2 separate regions of the Homo sapiens genome follow, and region 2 is linked to region 1. A link is a contact called in ENCODE Hi-C or POLR2A ChIA-PET data. All regions are on one chromosome and are shown on one strand. Each heading gives the region's core, a stretch centred on a gene start or an enhancer-like site at or near the end of the contact. The rest is flanking DNA. Distances are from core to core; before and after follow the strand shown.

Region 1 (7,832 bases), core at 3,433-5,932:
TGGATCATGGGGGCAGTGTCCCCCATACTGTTCTCGTGGTAGTGAATAAGTCTCACAAGATCTCATGGTTTTATTAGGGGAAACCCCTTTCACTTGAGAGGGGGAAACCCCTCTCATTCTCTCTCTACTGGCTGCCATATAAGACATCCCTTTTCTCTTCCATCGTCTTCTGCCATGATTGTGAGGCCTCTCCAGCCATGTGGAACTGTGAGTCAGTTAAACCTCTTTACTTTATAAATTACCTAGTCTCAGGTATGTCTTTGTCAGCAGCATGAAAATAGACTAATACAATGTAAGACCTCAAACTATAAACATCCTTCAAGAAAATCTAGGAAGTACCCTTCTCGACATAGGCCTTGGGGAAGATTTATAACTAAGTCCTCAAAAGCATCTGCAACAAAAACAAAAAATTGACAAGTGAGACCTAATTAAACTAAAGAGCTTCTGCAAAGCAAAAGGAAAACTATTGGCCATGCACCATGGCGTATGTCTGGAATTCTAGCACTTTGGGGGGCAAGGTGGGTAGATTGCCTGAGCCCAGGAGTTTGAGACCAGCCTGGGCAACATGGTGAAACCCCACTCTCTACAAAAAAATACAAAAAATTAGCTGGGCATCTGGTGTGCGCAGGTAGTCCCAGCTACTTGAGAGGCTGAAGTGGGAGGATCACCTGAGCCTGGAAAGGTTGAGGCTACAGTGAGCCATGATCACACCACTGCTCTCCAGTCTAGGTGACAGAGTGAGACCCTGTCTCAAAACAAAAAAGAAACTTTCAACAGAGGAAACAGACAACCTACAGAATGGGAGAAAATATTCATACATTATGCAGGGGTCTAATATCCAGCATCTATAAGGAACTTTAAATCACCAAGCAAAAAACAACTCAATTAAAAAGTGGGCAAAGGAAATGAGCAGACACTTCTCAAAAGAAGACAGACAAGTGGCCAAAAACATATGAAAAAATGCTCAACATCACTAATCATTAGAGAAATGCAAATCAAAACTACAACCAGATACTATCTCACACCAGTCAGAATGGCTATTATTTAAATTAAAAAAAAATAACAGGTGTTGGTGAGGCTGCAGAGGTTAGGGAACGTTTATACAGTGTTGGTGAGAATGTAAATTAATTTCAGCCACTGAAGAAAGCAGTTTGGAGATTTCTCAGAGAACCAAACACAACTACCATTTGACCTAGCAACCACATTACTGGGTATGTACTCAAAGGAAAACAAATTGTTCTACCAAAAAGACACATGTACTCATATGTTCATCACAGCACTATTCAAAAATAGCAAAGATCAACCTAGGAATGAACCTCAGTGCCCATCAACAGTGAATTGAATAAAGAAATTGTGGTATGTACACATAATGGAATACTGTGGAGCTGTAAAACAGAATTTGCAGCAACATTATCTTAAGTGAATTAATGCAGAAACAGAAAACCAAATACCACATGTTTTTACTTATAAGTAAGAGCTAAACATTGGGTATACATGGACATAGAGAAGGGAAAAATAGACACAGGACTACAAGAAGGGAGAAGGAGGGACCGGGGCAAGGTTGAAAAACTACCTGTTGGGTACTATGCTCACTACCTGGATGATGGACTCAGTCATACCGCAAACCTCAGCATCATGCAATATACTCTTGTAACAAACCTGCACATATACCTCCTGAATAGAAAAGAAAAGTTGAAAAATTTTTAAAATGAAGTAATTCTGAGTGATAAACAATCACAACCTTTGTAGATACTACAGGTTAGGCAGGTAGGTAATTGTAATATCATGGAGATGAAAGCTGTAGCTTTGTGATAGTTTACAATTACTGATCTGAACTGAGTAGATTGACTTTTCAAATGAAGCTCTTCTATGGAATAACTAATGATTTTTTTTTTTGAGACGGAGTCTCACTCTGTCACCCAGGCTGCAGTGCAGTGGCACAATCTTGGCTCACTTCTCTGCAACTGATTATTAATTACTACTTCTAATTACAGAAAAGGCCACACTGGGAAGTGGAGCAGGGTCTTCAGGGGTGCCCTTAGGAAAGAGCCCTGATGGGATGTCTTGGGAGAGAAGGCTCTGGATAGTGCTCCTGGGTCACTACAGTGAGCCAGGATTCCTAGTCCATCAGCAGCTCAGAGATGGACAAGCACTATCTTCTCATCTAATACTTCCTTTTCATTCACAGCTGATAGATGTTCTTTCACAAAGACGCAGTCAGTTGGCTGGACTCTTGGGACACGGGTCAGAATTATTGGGGTCTGCCCATACCTTATTGTTGATTTGGTTTAGGGCTTTGAATAGGTCACTTAAATTCAGTGTACCTCAGTTATTCTCACAATCAAGTAACACAAGCTAAAATCTTTGAAAAAATATTTTGAATAACTTCCTTATGCAACCCAATGAATTTCACAATTTAATATAAAGGAAGACACATGTATAGCCAGTTATAGCATAATGCTAAGAGGATGCTATAAACTGAAGTGTCTCCCCAAATTAATATGTTGAAATCCTAACCCCTAATGTAAGGATATTAGGGGGTGGGGCCGTTAGGAGGTGATCACCTAGATCAGGGATCCCCCAACCCCCAGTACCTGTCTGTGGCCTGTTAGGAACTGAGCTGCACAGCAGGAGGTGATCAGTGGGCGAGTAAGCAAAGCTTCATCAGTATTTACAGCCGCTCTGCTTTGCTGGCTTTACTGCCTGAGTTCCTGTCAGATCAGCAGCAGCATTAGATTTTCATAGGCGTGCCAATCCTATTGTGAACTGCACATGCAAAGGATCTAGGTTGTACTCTCCTTATGAAAATCTAATGCCTGATGATCTGTTACTGTCTGCCATCACCCCAGATGGGACCGTCTAGTTGCAGTAAAACAAGCTGAGGGCTCCCAGTGATTCTACATTATGGTGAGTTGTATAATTATTTCCTTATATATTATAATGTAAAAATAATAGAAATAGGCTGGATCCGGTAGCTCATGCCTGTAATCCCAGCGCCTTGGGAAGCCAAGGTGGGCGGGTCACTTGAGGTCAGGAGTTTGAGACCAGCCTGGCCAACATGGCGAAACCCCATCTCTACTAAAAATACAAAAATCAGCTAGGTGTGGTGGTGCATGCCTGTAATCCCAGCTACTTGGGTGGCTGAGGCACAAGAATGGCTTGAGCCTGGGAGGTGGAGGTTGCAGTGAGCTGAGTTGGCATCACTGCACTCCAGCCTGGGCAACAGAGCAAGACCCTGTGTCAGGAAAAAAAAAAAAAAGCAATAAATGTAATGGGTTTGAATCATCATGAAACCATACTCCTCAACCCCCAGCCCCCATACGTGGAAAAATTGTCTTCCATGAAATTGGTCCCTGGTGCTGAAAAGGTTGGGGACCACTGACCTAGATGAATGCCTAGATGAATGGTATTACTGCCTTTATAAAAGAAACTCAGGAGAGCTCCCTTGCCTCTTCTGCCATGTGAGGACATAACAAGAAGACAGTCATGTTTGAACCAGAAGTGGGCCCTCACTGGACACCAAATCTGCTGGTGCCTTCATCTTGGACTTTTGCAGCCTCTAGAAACTGTGAAAAATAGATTTCTGTTGTTTATAAGCCACCTAGTCTTTGATATTTCCTTACAGCACCCTGAATGGACAAAGACAGAGGGCTTAATAAGACATGATGAGTTCTACTTCAGGCTGTCGCTAAGCTTCACAGGGGAGGGGTTATATCTGAGCCTGAATTTGAGAGAGAAGTGGGTTTTGCCAGGCACAGCAGGCTACAATAACATTGGCGATGTCAAGTGTGTGGCTTGTTCAGGCAATCAGGACAGTCTGTTCTGCCTTTTGTATGCAACAAGAATAAAAACGAGTTCTAACAGTGCTCCAGTGTTATTTTACATTATGTTTCTCTGCCTGGCCCCTCCTTTTCCTAAGTCTTTGCTTAGGCATTCTTGGTCATAAAAATGACAAATGGTAGGAGATGATAGACCAAAAACAAGCTGATGGTTAGAAATTCAGCCAGCAATTTAAATATTGGTGCGGATACCTAGCAAGTGGATGAACCACACAAATAAATAAGATCCAACTCAAATGGTGTTTTCTTTTGAAAACCCACATTTTCGTTTTCTTAGATCTCACTGGTTTTTACCTTTAGAAGCAGGCAAAGGATAGTCATTCACTTTGTTTTTGAACAATGATCTATTGACACATTCTGGGGACATCTTTCCTCTGACTGTTTGCTGATAGAAATAAAGCATAGGTAAGCCAGTGTTCCTGTCTCCAGAGGCTTGCAATTCAATAAGCAGAAGAGAGAAGGCTCTCTACACACACAGTAGTGAAGTAATGGGCAAGCCTGATGTTCTCCTTACCAAAATATGTGGAATAGATAGATAAGGGTTGGGGGCGGGGGAGGAATCAAGATGGCCTGGAGAAGGCTTTGTGGTGATTTGGAATTGAACTAAGGCCTTGGAGATATCTAAGGAGAAATGAAGAATAAAGTGACTTGCTTGACTCTTTATAGCAAATAAAATTGCTGGGTCTTAGAACCACCAGGAGAGTGTACTGTTGTCACTGCAGAAGAGTTAATGTTTAATTGCTAGGGAACACAGCTTTCTTTATATGGTGCTCCAAACTCTAGCTCGATTTGTTATCTGATTTTCTGCTGTGGAAAGGGCATTTCCAAGATTGATTTCCTGCCAGTGGAAATGAGCAGCTCTCTTCACGTTCACCCGGGTTGGCCCGGGTCCCAGCTGGTTTGCAGATCAGTGATGAAGCTTCCTGCCGGTGAGAAGCTAGATCTAGTTGAGAGGTTGCCTGACTGAAGCCAAACCACACCTAACGAAGCCGATAGTTACACTCATGTAGAAAGTCCAGGGAGACACCTGTCCCTAGGCTTTAATTAGTGGGAGTTTCAGACAGCAAAGTTTACCTTTACTCAAACAAGAAGCCTCAGAAGAACATGATCTTCACACCTGAACTGTTGATTGCCTGGAGACTGCTCAGTGTGTTCTCCCAGTAAATTGTTCCCAGCTCCTCTGACTTCTCCCACTCGACAGATTAAACACAGATACTATTTATTCCATGTGGCAGATGCATTCTCTGTCTGTAATGATGCATTTTGAAACCAGTACTTTCTCAAGTGAGATTAGCTGAGATGTGGAAAGTATAGGAAGTGACAGAACAGACAGAAATTCTAGCTAGAGGGTTCTAGTTAGATAAAGAGAAAAAGGCACTCAGAGGAAATTTGCTCTGCTCATCTTTCCCAGGGCACAGCAACAAATTAAGGCTGTCTTTTCTTTCTCCTCTTAGGAATATTATAGGGCACCACAGAGGAAAAGATTCATAAGTGGAGAGCTCACTGAGCCCAGAAGGACACATCTTGCTGCCAGATCTGTGGCAAAAAGGTGTACCTTACTTTTTTTTTATAGGCACGGTTCAGCCGTACCACAAACCCACATGGTCAGGAAGTGACTCACGTATTAATGCCGTTTGAGTTTGTGTGCTGTGGGGAAGGTCTTTTGACAATATTGTGTATACTGGCTTTTCCAATCTAAGAGAACATCTTTGCTGCATTAACAGTAGATGTTACATATTTTTTTCCCTTTAAACCCCCCATGACCAATAGCTTACCCTATGGCAAGTATAGTTAGGTTACTCGTAATAATTAATTTGGTATGCTAACTAGTTGAGCTCACAGAAAAATGCAAGTATGGGTGTATTCCTTTATAATGCTGGGGTGTTTCTTGGGGAGGGTCTTAATATTTTACCAACTTAGGTTTTACCAATTTTTGCATATTTATGTCAAATATTCCTATTTGCAGAGTAGTACTAACTTTTGCTTTCCAATTACAAAAGTAGTAAATGTTTGTTGTTAAAAAGTACGATAATGATAGTATTTCCAGAAGAAAAGTAAAATTCCCCACAATCCCTTCATGGCAATAGCTATATTGTTTTGATTATATGCACTTCCATACTTCATCTGTACCATGTTTGTATGATTACAAAAATAGGGCTGGGCGGAACACATACTTTAAATTTGTTTTTTCCTTTACATGTCTTTGACTCATTTATTCATTCAAGAAATCTTTTTTGAGAATGTACAATGTGCTAGTCCATCACTTTTCTAAGTGCAGTGGAGACTACAGTGAAAAACCAATGGAGCTCACATATCATGTGTATCTTTGTATAACAATAAATGTAAATATGCTAGTTATTTTAATAAGTGCATAGTATTCTATTTTATAGATTTATCTTAATTTACACAATCAAATACTCCATTTTTGGATGTCGAAATTCTGTTTGTTAGGTTTTGTTAAATATAGGGAGGAAATATGCACTGACCATTGGTGAATCTGAATCGATGTTCAAATGATCTCTGCTAATAACAGGATTGCACTGGTAGTGCCATTCTTTCAAATATGACTTTACAAATAGTGATATGCTCCTTGGAAGATGTAGCTATAAAGATCAGTATGAGCCCAGAGTTCTCTCACTTAACGACTATGGAGATCCTGAGGCATGTGAGACTGTTTCCAACTCCACCTCTGGCTCAAAGGCTGCTTAAAGCACAGTTCCAGTCCTTATAAATGGACACCAAGTTGTCATTTTGGCTGCTATTCCTTTGCAGCCATTTATAATTATGCAGTGATGTGTGAAGCTGGGCTTCTGTGAATTCTGGAAGCATTTCTTTTGCCTTTGATAGGAATTGCTGCTCATTTGTCCTCTATCCAACAACCAGCAGGTCACTTTCCTACCATCTGTGTGAGTCCCACACACAGTGACATGAAGTGATGTCACAGGATCTGTTTGTTGGTGATTCCAGCATGCTGCTTGATGTTCAGTACAAAGCAAAACATAGCCCAGATGAATTACAGAATTTTACAGTATTAGAGCTTATATAGATTACACCCCCATCTTAAGGACAAGGGCACCAAGGCATAGAGAGGTTGAATAATTTGCTTAAAAATCACTTAGAGCACTTTGGGAGGCCTAGGCGGGCAGATTGCCTGAGCTCAGGAGTTCGAGACCAGCCTGGGCAACACGGTGAAACCCCGTCTCTACTAAAATGCAAAAAAAACTAGCTGGGTGTGGCAGTGTGCGCCCTTAGTCCCAACTACTCGGGAGGCTGAGGCGGGAGAATTGCTTGAACCCAGGAGGCGGAGGTTACAATGAGGCAAGATCGCGCCACTGCATTCCAGCCTGGGTGACAGAGCGAGACTCCATCTCAAAAAAAAAAAAAAAAGTGTCACATAGTGATAGAGCTAGAACTAAACATTGGGACTTCTAATTTCTTGCCCAGTGTTCTTTCCAGGGAATCAGCTATTCCAAGTTTGTGGTAGATTCACATAGCATCCTTGTAATAGGTCAGGAAACACTATTGCTTTGGAGTGCTTCTATTTGTCATCCAGATAAAATGTCTTCAGTACCAAACAATGCCAGTTTCCCAAATATGGAGCTTTTCTTTAATTCCCCACTTTGTTAATTTGGGAAAGGCTTTTTAGGTAGCTTGCTATATGCATAGCAGATTTAGTGATCTCATTGTCATTGTGCTTTCCATTAGTAGGCTGATAAATGACCTCAGGTTTATGATTGGAATGTCTCACTACACCAGTTCTGTAAAGCTAGCCACAACAAACCATGTGTCTCTTTAATATGAAAGAAGCCCATCAGATTTATGATCATATTTATCTGGGCTAATAGACCTATTTGGATTATTTGATAGATTCCACTCAGATTTTGTGGAAGTCACATTTTATTCTCTTAGGGAGTATTGGAATCTGATTTACAAGTAAACTCAGTGTCAAAGATCTGAGAAACTTTGCAGTACTGATTGTTTTTGTAAGGCCAA
Region 2 (7,832 bases), core at 2,038-4,537, 210 kb after region 1:
AACTGTCTTTCCTCCTCGCCTCTTCCTGACCACACCCACAACAAGAGAAGCACTGAAGAAAAAGCACCAGTCATAATATTCTATTACATTCCAGAAAGGACAACCTCCCAGGAAGTGGGGAGCCTAGAAAGAAGTAAAACCTAAATTGCATCCTCCCAAAGGAGGCGAAGTCCTGAACTTCAGCTATCTTAACCTTTTGTTATGGGTGCAGTGCTGATCTTAATGGAAACTGGAGTGGGCAGGCACAGCTTAGGGAGAGAGGGACAGCTGGTGAATCAGCTGTGTTGCATTACAGTCAGCACTATCCCTGTCATGGTTCAGGGATTATACCATATATGGACTCAGGCTCAGGACAGGCGAGCCCACTGATTTGCTTCAGGACTCCCCTAGAATTGCATCTTGGGATTAGGTCATCATTACTAGAAAAGGGAGACCCCAGAGAGGTTGTCAGTATGAAGAAATCAGGACCAACTGTGGTCTGGTAAGGCAAAGATGAAAGAAGGAGGGTGCAGCCGAGCTGTGCTTGGGAATGAAGTCCAGAGCCTGAGAAAGCTGTGGGAGTGATTCTGAGAGTGGTTGCAAAGGGAGTGAGGGTTACAGCAGAGGACCGGCCCCCTTCTGCAGACTCCATCCTGCCTCTCACCCGCCTGGGGCTGCAGGAGCTGTATCCTGAGGCAGACTCAGTCCAGTTTAATAGGGATCAAGGGGAATAGCTCCCAAATTTTAAACATGAGAGGCAGTTTCTCTTACTGTGGGTGAGGGTGGCTGTGATGCTGCTGAAGATGCAGAAACCCTACTGGCCAAGTTGGAGACAGTCCAGGCTCTGAGTTATTCTAAGGTCAAGGTGGGTTCACCCAAGCAGAACACAGCTCATTAACCTCCATCCCCCAACTCTCTGTTCAGGCTGGGTGATACAGCCATGTGGGGCTATGGGCATCTAGGGGGAAAGAGAGGAGAGAGGGATGGGGGAGTGATCTGGGAAAGCAGCTTTTAAGAGATGGCCAATAAGTTGTATCTAATTTGTAAAGATTAAACTACTTTTTTTTGGTGTTTGACCAATTTCATTGCTTTAACTTTTTTTTTTGTTTTTAAGGACCAGCTTGAAGTGTTTCAGGACACTTCTCTCTGTGTGTGCCTCTTGATTTTGTTCAGAAGCCCAGTACTATGGAATACTCTATCGCAGTGATAATTAACTACTCGATATGCAAAACACAGACAAATCTCACAAACATAATGTGGAGCAAAAGAAGCCAGAAACAGAAGAGTACTGTGAAATCCCATTTATGTCAAGCTCAAAACCAGGCAAGACCAATCTGTGATGTTAGAAGTCAGGATAGTGGTCCCTTTGTTGGTGGTTGTGGCTGGGAGGGGCTAGAGGGCTCCAGGAGTGCTGGTAATGCACTAATTCTTTGTCTGGGTGCTGTTTACACAATGTGGACATACTGGGCTGTCCATTTATGATCTGTGCACATTTCTGTACGTATGCTGTATTTCAATCAAAAGTCTCAAAAAAAAAAAAAAAAAAGAGAGAGAAAGAGAGAAACCAGAATGTAATCTTGTGAAATAAGTAGTCACAGGAAGTATGAACTATGTGCCAACCAAAATAAGCCTCTGAGGATTGGTGAGGCTGGAGAACAGTATCATAGGGCTAAGAGTCAGAGAACCTGATTTCCAGTCCCACTTCTGTTATTCACTGGCAAAAGGATGCTGGAAACTTAGCTCCCCTCAACTCATAACAGCCAGTGATTAAATGAAGGCCTTCAGGAAAATCTAAAGATGTTCCCCATTCCATGCCTTGCCAGGAAAGGTTAAGGATCCCAGCTGAAGACCAAACACGAAGAAACTTGGATGACTAGTAACAATCTCATGTTTGTATAATGCTTCCCACTCCCAAAGCACTTTCATAATCATTATGCCATTTGATTTTTCATAATAAGATCAGGAACGCAGGCTCTAGGGCCAGACTGGCTGGGTTGGAATCCTAGCTCCATCTGTTGCTAGCTGCTTGACCTTGGGCACATCGTCCCTCTGCCTCAGTTTCCTTATCTGCAAAACAGGGACATGAGGGGATTCAATGAATTTAACATGAAAAACATTTACAATGATGCCTACCACAAAGTTATCATTTGATAAATGTTAGTTAAAACAGGAACAAAAGTCCAGATAGTGTTATCTAGATTTTATAGCTGAAGAAACTGAGGCTCACAGGTTATCACAAGACTAATTCACAGCAGATCCAGAACTGAAACCCAGGCCTTCTGGGTTACAACACTGACTTGTTAGGTTATCTGGAATAATCTAAATGGACTTGTCTATTTTTATGTGATAATAATAATAACAATAATAACAATAACACTACCTTTTACTGAGTACTCACTAAGTGTTTTACATACTATGTCTCATTTAATCCTCATAAGAATCTATGAGGCACGTGTTGTTATCCCCATTTTAAAAAGGGACAAACTGAGGACTAAACATTGAGAAAGCAAACCTGGATCACCCAGCTAGTGACAGGGAAGGCCAGATTCTGAATGCAGGTCTCTGCAAACCCAGGACCTGCGTTTTCAACCACTTACATTCCATAACCTCTGGATAGAAAAAGACCACCATGGTTACTGCTTTATAAACATTTGGGGGTTTCTGGGACAAATTGGGTGATTTTTGTAAGTTCCCCAAGGTCAGAAAGAGCCCTTCTTATCCATCTTTCATCCTTCTCCTGTGCATCAGGTACTGGACCTCCATAGGTGTCCCAGAGGCTCCCATGGAAGGATTTGCAAATCAGGTTCCAAGAGCTTAAAAAGCCAGGCTTAGTAGTGGAGAGGCACCAGATGAACTCTTGATAGCCCAGGCAAGAACTGGGCACCAGCAGCATTACTTGATGGTGTCAAAGAGGTAGAGGACCAAATGCCAGGATGCAGAGGGAGCCATGGTGCCTGGACACAGAGACTTTGCCACAGCTATCAAGTTTGCAAAATGAAAACAAAGGGAGAGATTAATGAGACTCCACCTAGAAGCAGCCACTCCTGGACAGGCTGCCCTTCCTAGATGGCTTCAGATGGCTGCCAGGGAACATCTGCCTGGTTAAGATTTCAAGTGAAGACCTAATCGAAGCAGCCCTTTGGCAGGCTTTGCACTGGCCGGCCTGACTCTGACATACGCTCCGATGCCCACACATGGTTGTGGCTGGCAGCTCAGACAGACACGACTGTTTTGGCTTCTGTCATTTCTTTTTCTTCCTCCAGGCGCTCAAGTTCTTGATCCCAGCTCGCCTGATTAGGGGTCGTCATCAGTCCGCGCACCCTGCCTGTACTTCCTGGGGCCCCCTGGTGGATGATCAAAGGATAAAGGGATAGTTGGAGGCAGGAAAGAGAGAGTTGGGGATGATAGTGCAGTGGACTGTGTGGATCTTTCCCCATAGGCTTCTAAGAAGTCTTTTGTGAATATCTCTCTCGTCCCCCACTGGGTGAATGATTTACTATGACTAAAGGGGCCACACACACAACAGCTCTCACCCTGGAATGGACTTTGAGAGGGAAGCAAAAGGAAGCATTGCCTTCTTTCCTGGACTTCCCTTTGGAGCACCCCACAACTCTCAGGGGATTTAGAAGGTAACACATTTAGAGCTTTCCCAAAAGAATGTGCAGCTGTGGCTTGAGCAAAAGGTGTTTACTCCCACGGAGGTGGGATTTTTATTGCTAGTTTCAACATCAAGTAGGTGTGAAAGTTATATACAAATCCTGACAATCAATACCACCTGAGAAAGGCGAGAAAGAGGGCTGCATGGGCCAATGCTTCACAAACTTAAGGTGCACAGCTTGGAAGCATTGAATTGTGGGGGGTGGGGATCTTGTAAAGTGAAGATTCTGAATGAGTAGGTGTGGGGTATGGCCCACAGTCTGTGTTTCCAACATGCTTCTGCCACAGGAAGACTGCTCTGGACTAAGAAATAGTCCTGTGCATTTCTTAGCACCAACGCTCACCTCCCCCCACCAAAAACATGAAATAAAACAAAACAGGGACATTGCATTTCCTGGAAGTGTCTTACATGACACCAATTAAAACTATCTTTTTTTCTTGCTCATAAATATATTCTTTTTCCTTTTTTTTGAGACGGAGTCTCTCTTTTTTGCCCAGGCTGGAGTGCAGTGGTGTGATCTCAGCTCACTGCAACCTCCGCCTTCCAGGTTCAAGCAATTCTCCTGCCTCAGCCTCCTGAGTAGCTGGGATTACAGGAGTGTGCCACCACACTCGGCTAATTTTTTGTATTTTTAGTAGAGATGGGGTTTCACTATGTTGGCCAGACTGGTCTTGAACTCTTGACCTCAAGTGATCCACCTGCCTCGGCCTCCCAAAGTGCTAAGATTATAGGCGTGAGCCACTGTGTCTAGCCTAGAAATGTATTCTTTTTTTTTTTTTTGAGATGGAGTTTCGCTCTGTCGCCCTGGCTGGAGTGCAGTGGTGCCATCTCGGCTCACTGCAACCTCTGCCTCCTGGGTTCAAGTGATTCTCCTGCCTCAGCCTCCCGAGTAGCTGGGACTACAGGCGTGCACCACTACACCCAGCTAATTTTTGTATTTTTAGTAGAGATGGGGTTTCTCCCAGCTAATTTTTGTATTTTTAGTAAAGATGGAGTTTCACCATGTTGGTTGGCCAGGATGGTCTCGATCTCTTGACCTCGTGATCCACCCGCCTCAGCCTCCCAAAGTGCTGGGATTACAGACATGAGCCACCGCGCCCAGCCAAAACTTATTCTAAAAGGTTTGACTGATGTACATAAAAATCACTGGAAAACATAGTTATAGGTAAATTTTATTATTTCTTTGTGTTTTTCTACATTTCCCAAACTTTCTACAAATGAACCTATATTGTTTTTATTTTTCTCGAAGGCTAAGTTTGAAACATCTTGTGTTGTTTCAAGACCTTTCTTTTCCCCCGGTGCTAGCTAGACCAGAATGGATTGTTTAACATCTCAGGGCAGATGTCTGAACCTTTGCAGGTGTTGGGAGACTCAGAATCTTCTGGTGTTGAGGAGACCAAGCTTGGTCAGGTCGGGACCATGTTGAATCACTGTTTAACACTGAAGGAAGGCCAGGGAAGGCCTGTGAGGGACACGCAGTCTCTGCCTCCTGAGGTCATGCTGATCGCTTGCTGGCCCAAGTCTAATTTATTTTAGTTTCTATGTCTGTGAACAAGGCCAATGTGCATGAATGATGGTCTGGCATCTCGATCCATGTTTACAAATCAATGAGCAGACCACCTAAATCAGTGAACTGTGCATTTTATAGATGAGAAAAGGCAAGTTGGGGGAAAGAGACTGGAGAGGGTGGTGGTAATTATAGAAATGAGACTTTCATAACTCAAGTTTCCATCCCATGGCGTTTTCTTTAAATAAGGGATTCCCAATCTTCAGAAGCACTAGTGCAGTATAACTTTGGATAAACACAGTTCTGTCTTATCAGCACATTGTTTTGTATTCAATAGGTACTCAATGTTTAATATGTTATAAAATATAATTTTTGAATACATTTTTTTTCTGTGATGGTCGGAGCACACAGCACAGAGCAATTTTAGGAAATTGCCATGCTTTCCAATAGTAGCTATAAGCTTTGTGTATCCAGTCACCCAGGACCTATTTGTTAGATAGGATAAAAGAACATTGAAGTGACAAGATTTGACAGAAAATCTAGGCAATACCATTCAGGACATAGGCATGGGCAAAGACTTCATGACTAAAACACCAAAAGCAATTGCAACAAAAGCAAAAATTGACAAATGGGATCTAATTAAACTAAAGAGCTTCTGCTCAGCAAAAGAAACTATCAGAGTAAACAGGGAACCTACAAAATAGGAGAAAATATTTGCAATCTGACCAAGGTCTAGTACCCAGAATCTACAAGGAACTTAAACAAATTTACAGGAAAAAAACAAGCAAGCCCATCAAAAAGTGGGCGAAGGATATGAACAGATACTTTTCAAAGGAAGAAATTTATGCAGCCAACAAATATATAAAGAAAAACTCATCATCACTGGTCATTAGAGAAATGCAAATCAAAACAACAATGAGATATCATCTCGTGCCAGATAGAATGGCGATCATTAAAAAGTCTGGAAACAATAGATGCTGGTGAGGCTGTGGAGAAATAGGAACACTTTTACACTGTTGGTGGGAGTGTAAATTAGTTCACCCATTGTGGAAGACAGCGTGGCAATTCCTCAAGGATCTAGGACCAGAAATACCATTTGACCCAGCAATCTCATTACTGGGTATATACCCAAAGGATTAAAAATCATTCTACTATAAAGACACATGCACACGTAATGTTTATTGCAGCACTATTTACAATAGCAAAGACTTGGAACCAACCCAAATGCCCATCAATGATAGACTGGATAAAGAAAATGTGGCACATACATACCATGGAATACTATGCAGCCGTAAGAAAGAATGAGTTCATGTCCTTTGCAGGGACATGGATGAAGCTGGAAACCGTCATCCTCAGCAAACTAACACAGGAACGGAAAACCAAACACCACGTGTTCTCACTCATAAGTGAGAGTTGAACAATGAGAACACATGGACACAGGGAGGGGAACATCACACACCGGGGTCTGTTGGGGAGCGGTGGACAAGGGGAGAGAGAGCATTAGGACAAATACCTAATGCATGCTGGGCTTAAAACCTGGATTATGGGTTGATAGGTGCAGCAAACCACCACGGCACATGTATACCTAGGTGACAAAGCTGCACGTTCAGCACATGTATCCCAGAACTTAAAGTAAAATTAAAAAAAAAAAAAAAAGAACATTGAAGTGACAAGATTTGGGAGGACTGAAACAAAACAGACTACAAGGAACAGGAGAAAAGGGACAATTGTAAGAGTGGTAATATTCTTTTATATTTATGCACGTAAGATGGCTGTACTGGTTTCAAGCATCTGACTTTTAATATTTGAAGAAATAAAATTCTTGCTTAGGTCCTTCCACCCGCTGTTCAAGATTGAAGATTGACCTTCTGTTACCATCTTAGCTGATCTGTCTGCTGCTGCCTTTTTGCTTGTCCTACTCAGTTTTAAGTAATTTTCATCCTTCATGCTCTGGGCTGCAAAAATAAATATAAGCAACATTTGCTGTCTTCATCTCCAGTCTTCATTCTTCTAGGTCCTTTATTCCCTCAACCATGACCTTTCCCACCGGTGTTCAATATTTCCGTGGCTTCCTCTTAGAAAAAAGGAGAAATTCCTTTATACAGAGGTACAAACAACTGATAACGGTTTAGAGTAGCATAAATAAGTTCTATTTCAGGCCAAACTGGCAGACAAAATTCTTCTCCTAAGGATCTCCTTGCCTGGTTTTGATCCTTTGTTTACGGTGTTAGGATGTCTCTTGGTCTAGGAGTACCTCCCTAAGGCTCTCTATCCGCTAGGGAAAGGCTCCCTATTTGCAACCTTGCCCTAACCACCACACCTCTCCCACTCTCACCATCCCAACAAAACCTTCCAAACTTGTCCCAGCTTTCAGTGTCTTCATCATAAATGTACCAATAAGTCCCCTTAATAGTGAGATCAGGGGTAAGTGCATTTTTGAGAAAAGAGAACTTTAAATCATCAAATGTAAGTGGACCTGCTCTTTTGTCCAGGGGTCAGATAAAGGTTGATGGCAGATGAGTTGGGCTGTGGCCTAGTGCTTTTCTTCCCTCCATTCCAAAGCACCTTCCTCAGGCCTTGTAGGTGTCAGTGACTTACTGGTAGCCTGGGAGGCTCAAAATGCCCCAAAAGTAAATCAGATAAGATGAAATCACAAGGTGGTGTTTGCTGAGGTGGATTGTCGCCATT

What was found. Hi-C counts contacts between places; a loop is a spot of excess contacts on that map. ChIA-PET counts read pairs that join two places held with the same protein, here RNA polymerase II (POLR2A). Pooled maps may share reads with other maps.
Region 2: a loop to region 1 is called in a pooled map, with 4 times the contacts of the local background. The contact joins two enhancer-like sites. A Hi-C loop is called at or near these places in 2 of 50 pooled maps. POLR2A ChIA-PET finds 5 or more read pairs at or near these places in 3 of 52 experiments (GM10248, HepG2 and activated naive CD4-positive, alpha-beta T cell).

What each region holds. Positions count from the first base shown.
Region 1 is chr6:52,385,134-52,392,965 of GRCh38, forward strand. All of the region lies in intron 1 of PAQR8 (progestin and adipoQ receptor family member 8), which reads left to right. Among named protein-coding and RNA genes, the nearest start is that of PAQR8, 27 kb to the left of the region's middle. RefSeq lists enhancers at 1,052-1,161, 3,797-6,281, 4,923-5,132. Within about 2 kb of position 4,683, at least 26 of the 41 ENCODE cell types and tissues checked have a DNase peak (open chromatin) inside an H3K27ac peak, as active enhancers do.
Region 2 is chr6:52,595,109-52,602,940 of GRCh38, forward strand. It overlaps LOC124901330 (a long non-coding RNA gene), which reads left to right. Exons shown (of 2, transcript XR_007059610.1): 2 at 1,094-7,123. Among named protein-coding and RNA genes, the nearest start is that of TRAM2-AS1, 22 kb to the left of the region's middle. Within about 2 kb of position 3,288, at least 10 of the 41 ENCODE cell types and tissues checked have a DNase peak (open chromatin) inside an H3K27ac peak, as active enhancers do.